Linked DNA regions of Mus musculus: region 1 is linked to region 2. The links are chromatin contacts, found by Hi-C or POLR2A ChIA-PET in ENCODE. All regions are on one chromosome and are shown on one strand. The core of a region is the stretch at or near the end of the contact, and the rest is flanking DNA. Distances in the headings are between cores, read along the strand shown. Region 1 holds the start of Plscr1 (phospholipid scramblase 1). Region 2 holds the start of Plscr4 (phospholipid scramblase 4).

The links. Hi-C counts contacts between places; a loop is a spot of excess contacts on that map. ChIA-PET counts read pairs that join two places held with the same protein, here RNA polymerase II (POLR2A).
Region 1: a loop to region 2 is called in a map of heart, with 3 times the contacts of the local background. The contact joins the promoter of Plscr1 here to the promoter of Plscr4 in region 2. A Hi-C loop is called at or near these places in 3 of 37 maps with a recorded cell type or tissue (all heart). POLR2A ChIA-PET finds 5 or more read pairs at or near these places in 1 of 5 experiments (embryonic stem cell).

Annotation. Positions count from the first base shown.
Region 1 is chr9:92,248,777-92,251,476 of GRCm38, forward strand. It overlaps Plscr1 (phospholipid scramblase 1), which reads left to right and starts at 1,418. Exons shown (of 9, transcript NM_011636.2): 1 at 1,418-1,584.
Region 2 is chr9:92,455,841-92,458,799 of GRCm38, forward strand. Plscr4 (phospholipid scramblase 4) reads left to right here and starts at 1,538. Exons shown (of 9, transcript NM_178711.3): 1 at 1,538-2,085.

The sequences.
Region 1 (2,700 bases), core at 168-2,667, 210 kb before region 2:
CGAGTTAGTGTTAGTGATTCAACATTTAAACTGTTGGCTGAGGCTAGTTTTTCTAAGTAGAAAACTTAGGTGGGCTTGAGGTATGAAGACATTAGGAAAGGAAACAAACACAGAGTGAGCCACTACCCAGCAGCGGCTGCCCATGAAGCCCTAGCTCACCGACTCCCCTGTGGCCAAGTCTTGGAGCTACTGGTAACAGCAGTTAGCCTAGGAAACACAACAGAGGTGAAGACAGTAGGAAGACTCTTACTTAGACAGAACGCCCCAATGTTTCACTTCTACAAGGTTTTACCTATAAAAATACTCCAACTGCTTAAATTAAAATTCAAATGAAATGATCCCATTTATGCAAAGAGTGGACAGTGAAGATCCTTGTTTGCTCCGAGTATGAAATCAGCTAAAGAATAAAGATAAACATCCTGAGTGCCTAACAGCAAGCCAGTTGAAGTTACAAATCACATTGAGCGATGCTAAGTTCCCGGTTCCTTTCTCCAGCATTGGAGTGCCATGGTCTCAGACTCTTTATATGTGAGGTTCACTTTTCCATGCATCATGGCTTTCTATGGAAGAACAGTATATTCTATGCACACTGGTATTTATGTACATGCAGAAATATACACATATGCAAGTAGTGGGCCCCTCCCAAGATGCTCCCCAGATTTTTAGTTGAATATACTTAGAAACGCACCAATCACAGGGAAAGAAGAGTGAAGACTCAAAATTCACCTGTAACCCTTTCATCATCCTTTCATAACTCTCCCTCCCCCAAGAGTACCAAATGATGCATAAAATGCAGGCGGGGGAAAAATACCTTCTGTGTCATAGGAAGGTATTTTTAGATAATTGGAAATTTCTTAGAAATGTCCACACGAGGCATACTAAGTCAGAATCTTTGAAGGCATGACCTAATGTAGTTTCAGCTCGGTGACTCTTCTCGGGCTGTAATTTAAGAAGCACCGCTTTACTAAACAAAACAGATGCTGATTTTTCTGGTGAGTGAGCCGCACAGTTCAAACCAAACCTGAATGTTTTCTAGTTAAGGGTGGTACTTTTTCACAGACTGTAGTAAAAAGAAAGCAAAGACTGCTACCAGCAAACGGCGTGAAACGGTTATATAAAACCCATAAGATTTTTAAAAAGAGGAGAGAAATCTGCTAGGAAAGAGATCAACAAACTTGAAAGTGCAAACAGGGCTGATGGAACAGATGTGGTAATCGATGCATACTTAAGAAAGTGTGCAAAGCAGGAAAGTAAGTTTGAGGAAGCCCGATTTCCCGCACAGTACCCAAATAGGTTGGGTGGTTGAGATCAGGCAGTGTAAAGAAAGTTCCGAGAAGAGGCCACTCCCCAGGTGATGAATAGCCTTTCTTTCCAAGGCAATCAAAATCCCACTTCCTTTTGCCTTGCTGGTGGGCGGGGCGGGCAAGGTCCTGCCAGGCCTCTGGGCGCAGCTAGAGGATTCAGGAGTGCAGGCAGAGCTCGCGTCATTCAGAGTGAGTCCCCTCTGCGAGGGAAAGCCGGGCTACTGCAGCGCCACCAGCAAGGGATTGGGACTCACGGACTTCAGAACAGAAGGAGCCTCAGGTGAGTCCCGCTTTCTGCGCGTTCCGGGACAGAGCTCGCGGATCTGTGCGCACAAAGGAGCCGGGTACGGTGATGGGCGCGGGAGATGCGGATGGGTGGAGAGGGAGCAAGAGCAAGGGCTGGAGGCGGTTTGCTCAGGCGGCAGAGGTTATGGTCTGAAGACTGGGAGCAATGGCCGAAAGACTTGGGCTCGTGACCCCGGAAGTGGGGAGGGAACTCAGCCAGAAGCTCTGCTGTCCGGGCCGCTGCTCGGCAATCCACACTCGTGACCCTTCTTCGCTAGTTCCCACGGGATCGTCTCCAGTTTAGCACACTGCTTCACAGCCAAGAGCAGTCCTGATGCAGTGCAGAAGCTGGGCTCACTTGTAGCTCTGTGGTAGCGCTCTTTTCAAATGCGCCGAGCCCAAGTTGGATTCCCGTTGCAGGAAAGGGAAGGGGAAATAAAAGAAGAGAAACCGTTCAAAGAGCCTGTTGCTCTTTAACCCAGGTTTCTTTGGGATTGTGGCTAGTAAAACTATACATAGCCTTCTAGAATACAAAAGTAGGGGATGTAAGCGGGTAAAGGTCCGAATGGGTAAGACCACTACACTAGGTGTACATTCAGTCTTTTGTTACAGACCTTGGACTCTGACAGTTTTTTTTTTCTTGTATATTCATCTCTTCCCTGAAAATGTTAACAGTAAAAGACTTAAAGATTCAAGCCACTTATTAAAGGAAGAGGCAGGCATATTTATGAGTTCGAATCTAGCCTTGTCTATAGAGCAAGTTCTCAGACAGCCAGTGCTACAGAAACAAAACAGGAAAGCCAACCAAAACAACAAAAAGAGTTCTCACTTTTGAATCAGTTAATATAAGCTTGATAAAGTACCAAGTGGAAAGGTGGAAACTAGCTTTTATTATATCAAATACTTGACACAGCCCCCATCCCTACAACTCTCCCCATGGTTCCTGCGTGGCTTGATTTCCGTAATCTTATTCCTGGAAGTTAGGTAGGGCCATCTCTCTGTTCCAAGACAAACAATTATACTTTCTTCCCAAACAATTACACTCTCTTCTTCCGGCTTAGCGGCTTAGCAGTTGGAACTAAATACTGGGTACCAGGAACCAGGGAAGCTT
Region 2 (2,959 bases), core at 288-2,787:
CAAAGGGGACCACAAGAAGAGAGAAGGCAGAGGGTATGGGGAATGGGGAAAAGGAATGGGAAAGTGTAGTGGGAAGAAGCTTGGATAACAACCAAGTATATTGACACATATGTAAGAAGATGTCACAATGTAACCCTTTACTTTGTGTGTGTAAGTATCTGTTTTAAAAGTCAACATAATATACAGCATAAAATATGCTAAGATTTTAGAAAGGCTGTGGAATCATCTCAAAGGTTGTGCCAGAAAAGAAAAGCAGACTTAGAGGCTCAAGAGAACGGAAAAATACAGATACAAGCAAGCAAGCAAGCAAGCAAGCAAGCAAGCAAGCAAGCAAGCAAGCAAGCAAGCAAAACCAGTTAAGTCAAGAAATCACACGGGGCAGTGGTGGCATATACCTTTTATGCCAGCACTCGGGAGGCAGAGGCAGGCAGATTTCTAAGTTCCAGGCCAGCCTGGTCTACAGAGTGAGTTCCAGGACAGCCAAAGCTACACAGAGAAACCCTGTCTCGAAAAAAAAAAAAAAAAAAAAAAAAAAAACCAAACAAACAAAGAAAGAAAGAAATCACACACATGGGACACTATAAATGCTGCCTTTTTTTTTTTAATCTAAGTTTTGTCAAAACCCAAGTAACTGATGGCTGACCCAAATGCCATATTCTGTATAGTTTTACAGCTTGTGCGTTTGTGAACATTACAGTAAAAACACAGGATTGAGGAAATGGAACCTGGGGAAACTTTAATTTTACTGAACTGCTCCATTACTGACATTAAGACTGTTGTAAACACAACACAAAACACCTCTCCCTCCCCAAGAGTGTCAAAGAGACAGAGGCACGTTGCAGTAGGGATTCATAAAGAAAGTGTGTATCAGCCCCCACCCCCAAACCCTCAGGAATTCAGGCTGGACACCTGCTCTGGAAATGCAAAAGCCCATGAATTCTGCGGTGGCTCATGGCTCCTGAGTGCCTATGTGGTTGGCTCATAGCTCCTGAGTGCCTATGTGGTTGCTCTCATATATTTGATTTGTCTTCCAAGCAATGCTTCACAGACATGATTTTTTAAAATTTTATTTTAATTAGGTATTTTCTTCATTTACATTTCCAATGCTATCCCAAAAGTCCCCCATATATCCCCCCACCCACTCCCACTTCTTGGCCCTGCCGTTCCCCTGTACTGAGGCATATAAAATTTGCAAGACCAATGGGCCTCTCTTTCCACAGACATGTTTTGATCTTGAATGCTTTTGGTATCTCTCATGAGGCCAATCTAGATATTCACACTCACAAGCTCAATTTCTTGGTCCCTCTAACAAACTCAAACCATTACATCTCGCTAAGACTTTGATGTCAGTTTGTTTGTTTCATGCTTTCAATAAAAGGCTGTATTTCTTCATTTGAGAAGTATTCTTGGCAGATATTACCGACCAGAACATTATTAATTGTTAAATCTATTCTGACAAATCATGTGCGAGGGAAAATGGAAAATTCCAGAACTCCACCCCCATGTAAACTCCTCCCAGAGCGCAGCCTGCAAGGCCAAGTTCTCGGCAGCTTCTTCAGGTCAGGCTGTGCCCAGTTGTGGTTCTGAGTGAGGTCAAAGGACATTTGGTTCGTCCACTTCCTTCAGCTAACTGTACCGGACCGAACCACTTTAATTTGATAAAACTATGTGTGCCTGACAGCAGCAATTAACCAAGTAACCAAAGTCCTCTTTAGAGAGTCAGAAATCTTGAGCCTGCTTCTACCCCCACCAGCACCCCAGTCCTAGTCCCTCTCCCTCCCAGATCAAACTGGTCTCCTCCAGGGATGGGAATGAGAGCCGAGCAGTGAGGCTGGTAGACCAGCTGCTTCCCGCCACCAGCAGAGGAGCGGTTCGGAGCTCAACCCCGCGGGCTTCGCTGGCGCCCACAACTTGTTTACCCTGCGTTTGGCTAGGGTTCAGGACGCCGGCGCCCCACCCTGCAGGAAGCCCTCCCGGGAAGGCTCCCCCGGCTGCCCCGCGTGGATCGTCCCAGCTCCTCGGCGCCTCTCGCCTTCCCCCAGGCAGGACAGCGAGCTCAGCCGGCGACGCCTGCAGCTGCGGGCGGTGAGAGGGGCCAGCGGGGAGCGGGGGACCCTGGGAGATTAGGGGGATGCGGGATGGAGGGCGCGGGCTCCGTGACAGTGGAGGAGGCGGGGCAGCTCAGCCGCAGGTGGTTGCGCAACTTTCGCTTTGTGGAGCGGGGTGGGGTTTCTTGTGTTGGGGTCCGCTTGGTTTCCCCCGGCTCTTGATAGGACAATGGGGTGCTGGGTGAAGGCTCTATGGGAGCATCATTCGGCCCTGGTGACATGAACTCTCGAGGGTGCAGGCCCTTCCCAGGAGACCCTCTCCACACTTTTCCCTCTTGCACCAGTGGAGCCTGTCCCCTCCTTGCAGCTCTGTGGGTCTCTCCTAGGGCCTTGGGCATAGATGTTTTCAGATAACTTTGCAAGGTTTTACTGGCAGGGGCTAAAAGATAGAGACAAGTTTTTGTTTGTTTGTTTGTTTGTGTCCCCCCCCCCCATTACTTTACAGAGTACAATATTAGCCTTTTAGGACTTAGAATTTTATATCTTATATTGTGTGGATGTACCCACTTTTAAGAACCGCAGTATGTTTGCGCTTTTATTTTGTCTATAGTAGTTTAAGTGGAGCCAGCAAGAGTAACAGAAGTATATTATGAAGACATTATGCAGTAAGGTTGATTTCCAAGATACTTCTGGGATACAGATGTTACTGCAGAAGTAAACACACAACCTCCACCTTCCAGCTCCTTGTTATGGGAAATAAGGAAGCAAGGCATTATGTAACCCTTAAAGTAGCCACACTGTCACATTGTATGGCCCAATGACATCACCAGAACAGAGGACACAAAGATGGCACATTATGCATAATTTAAGTGCCTAGGGACAATAACAAAGTTAATAAGCATTCCAGTTGC